Linked DNA regions of Homo sapiens: regions 2, 3 and 4 are each linked to region 1. The links are chromatin loops, found by intact Hi-C in ENCODE. Cell type or tissue: mammary epithelial cell. All regions are shown on one strand. Region 1 has its middle 40 kb from the start of PXYLP1. Region 2 has its middle 19 kb from the start of SLC25A36. Region 3 has its middle 40 kb from the start of SPSB4. Region 4 has its middle 51 kb from the start of SPSB4.

Region 1 (2,500 bases):
AGGCACTGTGGAAGTGGGGCCTGCAGACCATTAGTGCTTGGCCCCCTGGATTCAGCCTTTTTCCTAGGGGTATGTATAGGGGTCTAACCTGCTTTGTCAGAATTGCGGTTACTTTTGCTGGGAAGCCCGGAGCTGGAGTATCCAAAGCTCCTGGGTCTCCATGCACGCGTGCCTGAGCAGGTGCTCTGCTGAGACTCCACATAGCTTCGTGTGTCAGGCTGAAGGACCTGACTAAGTGGGTTCACAAGGGATATCCTGATTCAAGGGTTGCAAAGAACCGTGGGAGAAATGTGGTTTCCTGGGGTCGCCCACTCACCCACTGCTTCCCTGGGCAGGGGAGGTTCCCTTGGCTCTATGTTGCTCCTAGGTGGGCTGTCATCCTGCCTTGCTTTTCTCTATCCTCCCTGGTCGTGTTGTTTCCTTGATTAGTCGCAGTGCGAGTATCTGGAGGTTTCTGTTGAAGGTGCGTATTTATTCACCCTTTCCGTTCCTCTTCCTAAGAGCCACACACACTAGCTGCTTCTAGTCGGCCATCTTGGCCACTCCCCCTAGACTAGAGATCTTCAATGTCTTCTTGAATCTTTACCTGCAATCCTCAGCTGTGACCCAAGCCTTGAATTTTCCTAACAATCCCCTTTGTCTATCTCCCCCTGCCCTCTAAACTGACCTACCCTGTGGCCCAATCTATCAAGATACTTGACTCTGCTATGAAACTGGTAAGGCAGTTTGTAATAATTGGATGATGTACTGTTTATTTTTCATTTTATTGGGAGAGAAGTTACATTTTATGGAGCATCTACTTTGTGCTAGGTGTTTTAACTCAGTTATCTTATTCACCACAAAAACTCCGAGTGGGTGTATTACCCATTTTGCCAATAAGGGAAACTAATATGCAGGGAAGTTAAGTGATACGCCCAAGGTCACACAACCAGTGAACGATGGAGCAGGAGAGTGAGATCCAGCCAGTGCATTTTCAATCCTTTCCTTGGCGCATACGGTATTCCTCCTTTCCTTCTCTGCAAAGTGCTAACTAGCAGCAGTCACCAGAGGGCAATGCGGGGCGGCCATGAGCCTGGCTCTCCTGCAAGGCCTGTTGTTAAGAGACTGAGCCTGTGGTCCCCAAATCTACCACCAGGGGGCAGGCGGGGAAAAGAAATGACACATACTGCACGGAAGGAGTGGTGGAGCAGCAAACGGGGGCGGCCACAGCAGCTCACTGACAATGTGAGTTGTTCTAGATATTACAGGTTCCACAGTGTGTTACTGAAATCTTCCCTACATGTATTGAAGCACCATATACCAACCAGAATTTTAATCTTTTTCGTTGATTAACTTAAAAGCTTCAGTAGCATTATGCTTTGGTAAAAAGAACACAATCCAGTCTCTGCAACTTCCTGGCTTGGGCAACAAATAAACACCATTAATTACCTCCTGCATGCCAGGCACTTTACATGCTTTATCTCATTTAATCTTTACATCTTTGAGAGGTTCAGAGAAGTAAAGTGATCTGCCCAGATTTACACAGCAGAGCCAGGATTGGTGGGTCTGGCTTCAAGGTTGCTTATCCATCCATTCAAGCCTCAGTAGCCTCATCTGTCAAAGGGACATGATCATAACAATACGTATCCCAATGTTGCGATAGTTAGGCATCAAGCTAATGCACACATATCAAAGGGTGGAGTGCTAAACTGGGTGAAGTAAAAGATGCTACTTCTCTGAGGCCTGCCGCACAGTGAATTCAAAAGCAGATTCACAAGCATAGTCTACCTTTTGCAGCACCAGTAGTGTTATAAATTCTGGTGGTGCATGTTTTCATATCTAATTTACATGGAGGGAAACTGAGGCCCAGAAAGGGTAAGACATTTGGCTGAACTCTCTCAATGCCTGGTGTTCATTAGCTCTCATTGATTCACACACTTGACAAACATTTATTGAATGCCTACCATGTGTCAGGCTTGTGCCAGACACTGGAATCCAGGGATGACTCATATATTGTCTCCACCCCTTACAGTCTAGGGAAGGGATGATTGCTCCAATCAGGACTGAGCCCTCATTCTCTACTGCCTTCTGTGATGTTTCCTCATCCATTCATCCAATCATTGAGCCACCCACCAATTCACCCAACCATCCACTCACCCGCCCATCCATCCATCCATCCATCCATCCACTCATCCATCCATCCATCCATCCATCCATCCATCCATCCATCCATCCACTCATCCATCCATCCATCCATCCATCCATCCATCCATCCATCCATCAATCCATTCATCCATCCATCCATTTATCTACCCACCTATTCATCAACCCGCCCACCTACCTATCCATTCATACATCCATCCATCCATGTATCCATGCATCCATCCATCCACCTATGCACCCACTTATCTGTACATCCATCTAAGCAATTGATTAGACTTTGCTTCCTTTGGGTGAGGTCCCTCATTAGTGCCCCCACAGGCATTTGTGCTTCCCTCTATCACATTACTGATCACTCTTG
Region 2 (2,500 bases), 270 kb after region 1:
TGGAGCTGCCATAACAAAAAGTACCACAGATCAGGTAGCTCCACCAACAGAAATTTGCTTACAGTTTTGGAGGCTAGAAGCCCAAGATGGACATTTTGGGAGGCTTGGTTTCTTCTAAGGTCTTGCTCCTTAGCTTGCAGATGGCTGCCTTCTCATTGGGACCCTGCCACATGGTTGTCTGTCAGTGTGTATCTGTGTTCCAGTCTCCTCTTCTTATAAGGACATCAGTCATGTTAGATTAGGGCGATTGTAGGTGTGGCTTAGAGTACTCATAGAGGAATACAGATTTTCTGCTAGATGGAGGGCCAAAGATAAGGGGGAGAGTAAGTGGGTGGGGATGAGGAAGAAAGTACATGGCACCTTCTGCTGTTTTAGTCAATCAAGAACAAACAAAAAGAGAAAATGCATGGCATCTTTTATAAAAATATAATTATCACTTTGGGAGGCCGAGGTGGGAGGTTCACAAGGTCAGGAGATCGAGACCATCCTGGCTAACACGGTGAAACCCCGTCTCTACTAAAAATACAACAGATTATCTGGGTGTGGTGGCATGTGCCTGTAATCCCAGCTACTTGGGAGGCTGAGGCAGAGAATCACTTGAACCCGGGAGGCGCAGGTTGCAGTGAGCCGAGATTGTGCCATTGCACTCCAGCCTGGGTGACAGAGTGAGACTCTGCCTCTCAAAAAAATAAAATAAAATAAAGTAAAATAATTATCAACCCAAATTCATCATTGCAGTATGAGGTGCTAATCTATGAACACTTTCCATGACTACAACAAGGCCACTGTAATGAGTCTTGGATGACTTGATTGGAATAGTAAGTGCCATTCAAGTCCCTATATGCCAGATACCTGCTTTATATGCAGCTTCATTTCATCCTCATGACAATCATGTGAGAGGGAATTGCCACCATCATCTTAGATATGAAGAAACAGAGACTCTAGTGAAAACAGTGGTGAGTATCAGAGCTGGAAATGCACCCTCCAACCTCCCAACCCCTCCCTGACATCCCTTAGTGCCCTTCTGTCCTCTGCGCTAGTCTCTCCCTCCACTGCTTACTGTGGGGCTCAGCGGAGGGCTGCTGGCTGCCCCATCTCACCTGAGCAGCTGAGCCTCTGTCTCAGATCTGCCTGCGGAGCAAGCTCATCAGTGGAGACCTGAGCCTGCAGGCCTTAATGATATAGAGTTGCTAAAAGGGAACATTTAATTGCATGTTTTATTAATTTATTCCTTATGAAATAATAATAATGAATTTTTGCTAACACAAAGTCTGGGCAGCAGTGAGTAACTTTGACATGTGGAATTCTTGAAAATACTAAAACTCCCCCAATTCAGGTTCCTGAGTAGTTATCTGTGGTGAGACAAAGAAGGGGATATTGATGAAACCCTCACTGATGATACTGAGGGTTTCATCAACATCCCCTTCTTTGTGTCTCCATAGATAACTACTCCACCTAGAGGACTCTCTGCTCAACTCCATCCTGATCTCTTAAGGAAAGCTGCAAACTTATCTTTTATGAAAAGGAAAATAAAACATTCAAAAGGAAGGAGAAGCCCAGGGTGGGGAGGGCAGCAGCTGGCAATGCAGAGGAAAGCAAAACAGTTCTGGAGGAGGTGAGGAATGGGACATGCAGAGGTCACGAAGCTGAAGACCTTTTCTTCCTGCCCAGACCACTGAGCTGGCCAAGAAGTAAGGAACCTGACTTCCTGAGAGGCCTGACTTTGAAGGGAAGGCAACCCTCTATCCCCAAGTGTTTTTCTGCTGTCCAGGAGGAATGTCAGCTCTGGACACCAAACAGAGGTGGTCATCACTTTTACTTGGTCCACAACACACATTGCCACCCTCTCTTCAGAAGGCCCTGAGGCCAGGAACACAGTTTTAAGAAGTGGAGAGACAATCAATAAAGAGGAGAGAATGGCCAGTATTCCAGGCAGGTATCCAGTGATTTGTGGAGATGATACAGAGGCCACAGCCTCTGCCTTTGGCATTCTCATCTTCACAGAAGCAAAAGGGCCCTTTTATCTAATGGGGGAAGGAATGTCTTTTTGTGGGAAGGCCTCTTTATAGGTACAGTTGGATTCCTGCCCTTAGGGAATGGTCAGTTTGAGAGAGTAGACAAGTTCAAGGAGCTCCCAGGCTAATGGCCTCTGTTCTCATGGAGTCCCCAATAAGTCCTTGGGGAAATCCCAGCCCAATGCAGTTACACAACAGTGGTTTATAATGTTAGGTATATATAGGTGCCCTCTATTTTAAGTAACCACAAAATACAGACTTTAAAAAGCATTCTGTTTTTTAGATCTAAGTACATATGAAAATTTAGCATGAAAGTGGCATTTCAAATCACTGGGGGAAGATAAATTATTCAATAAGTCATGTTGAGATAACTGAATTAGCATATCTATAAAAACCAAACAATACCTGGATTCCTAACCTCATTCTTTAGATCAAAATAATTTCCAGGTGGATCAAAGATTTAAATAAAAAAGTGAAGCCAAGTC
Region 3 (2,500 bases), 180 kb after region 1:
ATGAGTAGAAGTTGTGGCATGGGACTTCTGAGTAAGCTCCTTATAAGGGAACAGATAGTGGCGGGGCACCCTATTGCCTTCCTCCCATTCCTAGCTTCCTGCTTTAACTGTGGCCATGATGACTGGAGCTCCAATATCATCTTGGATCATGCAACAGCCTTGAAAATGGAAGCCTGGCATTAAGGATAAGGGAATAGGAACGGAGAAGGAGGCTGGGTCCCTGATGGATGACCATTAGAATTGACATGCCGGCCCCAAATGCCTATCTTTGTACTTCATTTCTGAGAAAGAGAAACAGACTTCTGTCATGTTTAAGCCTCTTACTTGGGTATTTTGTTCCAGGCAGATGAACCTAATTTAAATCGATATAAACCACAGCATCCAAATCAGACATGATGCAGAATTCTGGAACTTCAGTGATCTCCTAGTTCAGAAGGTTTCAGCCTTCCTGATCAAACTTCCCTTTGTATAACAAATATTTTGCAAGGCCTCCTTTATCATCTTGAAAAAAATGTACATGTAATATATCCCAATCAATATAATGTCCTAATTCCAATATAAAGGAGAAATAAAAGGAAAGTGATTTGTAATAATATGTAGTTTAATATATAGGTGCTCGGGCACAATTTCAGCAGCAGATACGATGAAGCAGTCAGATGCCAATACTTACAGGTAAACTCACTGTGAGCAAAGCAGCTTCAAATGCAGGCTGATAACCAGGGGGGTTATTTGTGACTCAGATACAGGAGTGGTAGTGTCACTGGTGTTGTGGCTGTCTGAAATGGCAAACAACTCTCGGCAAAGTTTCAATCAAACGAATTTTGCCTTGATTTACACAGTAGATGCATTTCTAGGAAACACTGTATATTGAAACCACCCAAAAATACTTCTGTTTATTTATAAAACAGAGTTCTAGGATCAAGTAGTTATGAGCAGGTGGTTCACTACGTCAGTTTCTGGTAGAATACTAAGAATTCATGTGAGGTTCATGACAGCTGTGTTGTATGGAGTTGTCCCACACTTTGCAGGGCTGCCAGCAACCCCCATCCACACCCACCAAGTGTCCTCCTCTCCTATCAGCCTGAAGGCGGAAAGCACCGCTCAAGCCTCCCGAGCGCCCCCTCGTGCACAGTCCTGTTCTTGCTGAGAATCGCTGGCACAGCGCATCTCTCTGAAATGCAGACGTCTCCTCTGCAGCTTCCAGAATGAGAGCAAAATCATCACAACGAGAGTGCCTTCTCTTTCATGCTCCTTCTGGATCTCAGGAACAACTCTAGGGGATGGGTATTATTGTCTCCATTTGCCAGATGAAGAAGCAGAAGACACTGGAAATTACTGATGCTGAAACAGTTGCACCCTGAGCACCTCAACAATTGAATTCTCAGTCTCTAAGAGAAGTAACAAAGAGTAAGGACATCTAACCATCTACACAACTGTCTCTGTTTCATATAGAAACACTTAGCTAACGCTGCAGATTTTTCTCATAAGACACTTGCCATGCCAATTAACTTGGGCTGGGGTAACGAATCCCTGGATAATATGAATTTATAATCTAACGATGTTTTGCTAGTATCATAAGAGTAAAGATGAAATGCCTCTGTGTCACTCTTCTGCTAACAACCACTCAGCCCAAAATGCAAGCTGGATAAGCAGGGACTCCCTTTAGGCACATGGTCCCACAGAACACACACGGCTGGTATTCAGCCGCAAGAAGGAATTTATTATGGGAGTTCCTAAGAGCAATGGCATGAGAGGAATCAATGTGAAAAATCTATATTTCTTCTACCAAAAATTGACCAATTTATTCTCACCTCCCAAATTATGGTTTGACTTTAGCTTTGCGGAACTTGAGGCAAGGTGAATTTACACTGTGATTTCTTTCCTTCATACAGATGAACACCTGACTTACTGACAAAGTTTCTCATATATATATATGAGAATATATATATATTCTTTCTTTTCTCAATGCTCATTTTTTTCTTTTTTTTTTTTTTGGAAGAGGAAAAGACTAAGGCTGGCAAAATTTTCTCTAAGCATACATCAGGCAGCTAAAGGGTTTAAATGAAAGTGCAATTGATTGCTTTCCTCCAGCTGGGGAGGGGATTGGGGTGGGGTGGCATGAAGGACCCTGTACTTACCAGCCTCCTACTGTGTACCAAACCTTCTCACAGGTGCTCATCAAATTTAATGGCCAAAGCAACCGTATTGGTCATTATAATTGCCATCTTACAGATGGGAAAAATAAGAGAAGATGACTTGCTCAAGTTCCCAAGCACGTGCTAGCCTCAGGATTTGAACCTAGATCTGTCTGAACTAGGAAACCGTAGTGATTTTATGATACCCTTTGGTAACCACTTGTTTGTATAACCTTGCCTTCCTCCACTGTTTCACACAGGACATGGTGTTCACTGCCCCACTGGGCATTTTTTTTTTTTTTGAGACAGGGTCTCATTCTGTCACTCAGGCTGGAGTGCAGGAGCGTGATCATAGCTCACTGTAC
Region 4 (2,500 bases), 190 kb after region 1:
TTATGATATTGAATAAAAGTGATAAAAGCAGACGTTCTTGATTTGTTCTTGATTTTGAAGAAACTACTATAATATGTCACTTTAAGTATGATGTTTTCTATAGGTTTATTGAAGATATTTTCTATCTGGTTAAATAATTCCCCTTCCATTTCTAGTTTGCAAAGAGTTTTATCTCGAATGAATATAACATTTCACTAAATGCTTTTTCCACACCTGTGAGAATCATGTGGTTTTTCTTCACTAATCTGCTGATGTGAAAAATTTACACTGATAATTTTTTAAATGTTAACTAACCTTGTATTACTGGGATTAACCCAATTTAATTATAAATTTATTATATTTTTAAAAATGCCATCAATAAATTCCTTTTGCTTTGAGCCTATCAAGTTCATGAATGAGATTGGCCTGCAATTTTTCATACTGCCTTCTTGTTCCTGCTTTTGCAATCAAGATATAATAATCAAAAAATGATTAAAGAGTGTACCATTATTTTCTGTTTTCTGGAAAAATATACGTACATTTGCAATGATCTGTTCCATAAGTGGTTGATGAAACTTGATGGTTAAAATCTAGGATTTCTGGGTGTGCTATGAGAAAATTTTAAACCACAGATTAAATTTCTCTTCATAAGCCAGTACTAATTAATTTGGCAAGTGATTCTCATGAACTTGTTAATTTCATCTAAATTTAAAAAATGCTTAGTATAATATTTTGATAATCAACACAGTTAAGATGAGTTACATTTTTTTGAAACAGAAATAAAAAATCTAGTGGCTTCAGCTGGTTTCATTTTTGTTGTATAATGGTAAGATCAAAGGTTGGTTGTCTAGAGTGGTACCGTTGCTCCACATTGCTATCTGGGATGATTTCTTTGTCTTGCTGCTTAGTCATGTCCTGTGTGCTTGTGACTACCTTGTCACAGGTTGCTTGGCCTCAAGCATGATGACAGCATTCCAGGCAAGAGGGAGTAAAAAGGTAAAGGGAGTGAGATATGGTCCAAGTAGAGATAGACATCTAGCGCAAGGTTTCTATTTTATAGCTGAAACTGCAAAGGCAAATGCACTAAGTGGTAGAACATATCAAGCATTTGAAAAATCAGGGGAAACTAGTATATAGAGATATAAGCTCTATCACAGCTCTAGAAAAAAATTAACAAATGGCTGAGTGATTAGCAGGTCATTGAAAGCCAAGTGTGAAAGCCAGGGGGGCTTCTTTAGCAGCACACAAAGAAGGGCTCATCTCTGCAGTGGGAGGGCAAGGAGACTAAGGACCAAGCCTAGGATCTAATCATCAGAGCAGACCAGCTCCAAAGATTGAATTCCCAACCAAAGTAGGTCTGCTATGCCCAGGCCAGAGCTCTGATTGGGAAAGAATGGGGCACATGTGACAGAGTCATCTGAGTTGATGCTTCTGAAAATCTTAAATGCCTACTCTAGTGCTGACAAGTGGCACAATAACAAAGTCACCACAGTGGCAGAGATGAAGGCTCTGCCTGGGCCCAGCAGCATGGGCTTCCACCCGTAGAGGCTGATCGAGCTATTGCTGCCACCAAGTGGCCAACCTTCCAGCAACAGAGACCAATGCTAAGCCCCAGACATGACACCATTCCTTGAGGGGACCAGGCAGCCAGGAAGTGGGAAGTTGACTATATCTGTCCTTTTGCATTAAGGAAGGGCCAGAAATGTGTTTGGACAGAAATGGACACATATTTTACATATGGGTTTGCCTTTCCTGACAGCACCTCCATCTGAGAACTTACAGAAAATATGACCCATTTGCACATCACATCAGACCAGGGGGCCCACTTTCCAGGGAAGGAGGTATAGGAGCAGGCCTGTGATCACAAGATCTACTGGTTATATCACACTTACCACCCAAAAGCTTCTGACCTCATAGGCTTGCAATGGCCTGCTGAAGGCACAGCTGAAGTTCCAGTTCACAGGTGACACTGAATCAAGATGGGACACTATCCTCCAGGATGTTGTATACAAACTGAAAACTATTAGGTGGATCTGCATCCCCAAAAAGAGGAATGCATGCATCCAAAGGGGTGATTCCACCTATCACCTCTAGCTGGTGAGTTTCATCTTCTTGCAACTCTGGGCTCTGCAAACTTAGAGGTCTGGGTCCCCAAAGAGAGGAACACTTATGCCAAGAACCCACTTGAACCATAAGCTGCATCTGCCACCTAGGCATGTCAAGTTCTTCATGGCCAGCAGGCAAGAAGAGGGGTCTTCATTTTATCAAGGAGAATTGGCCCTCATCATTAGGAGAAACTTATGGTTTTCTGCTGCACAATGAGGGTAGGGAGGAATAAAGGGGAACCAGAAGATCCACTTGGATCCCTCCTGGTATTCGCTTTCCCAGTTTTGATGGTAGCTGGGCAAGTGCAGCAGATCTGTCCTGAGAAAGGTATGGTGACCAGACATTGAGACACTGCAGAGATGAGTGTCTGCATTGTGTCATCATTTGAACCACTAAGACCAGCATAAGCGTGACC

The links. Hi-C counts contacts between places; a loop is a spot of excess contacts. Peaks named below come from ENCODE experiments on the same cell type or tissue, not always from the same donor. Only the 100,000 strongest peaks of a DNase experiment are listed, where the experiment ranks them.
Region 2: it touches region 1 in a loop (12-fold over the local background); 13 of 110 quality-filtered maps call a loop at or near these places.
Region 3: a loop joins it to region 1, with 10 times the contacts of the local background. A loop is called at or near these places in 100 of 110 quality-filtered maps.
Region 4: a loop joins it to region 1, with 15 times the contacts of the local background. A loop is called at or near these places in 106 of 110 quality-filtered maps.

The regions. Positions count from the first base shown.
Region 1 is chr3:141,191,057-141,193,556 of GRCh38, reverse strand. No RefSeq gene overlaps it. Among named protein-coding and RNA genes, the nearest start is that of PXYLP1, 40 kb to the left of the region's middle. In mammary epithelial cell, a CTCF peak has its summit at 1,071 (motif pointing right); a DNase peak (open chromatin) is centred at 1,126.
Region 2 is chr3:140,921,801-140,924,300 of GRCh38, reverse strand. No RefSeq gene overlaps it. Among named protein-coding and RNA genes, the nearest start is that of SLC25A36, 19 kb to the left of the region's middle. In mammary epithelial cell, a CTCF peak has its summit at 1,465; no DNase peak of the experiment used is centred here.
Region 3 is chr3:141,010,314-141,012,813 of GRCh38, reverse strand. No RefSeq gene overlaps it. Among named protein-coding and RNA genes, the nearest start is that of SPSB4, 40 kb to the left of the region's middle. In mammary epithelial cell, a CTCF peak has its summit at 1,122 (motif pointing left); no DNase peak of the experiment used is centred here.
Region 4 is chr3:140,999,274-141,001,773 of GRCh38, reverse strand. No RefSeq gene overlaps it. Among named protein-coding and RNA genes, the nearest start is that of SPSB4, 51 kb to the left of the region's middle. RefSeq lists a silencer at 1,465-1,644. In mammary epithelial cell, a CTCF peak has its summit at 1,544 (motif pointing left); no DNase peak of the experiment used is centred here.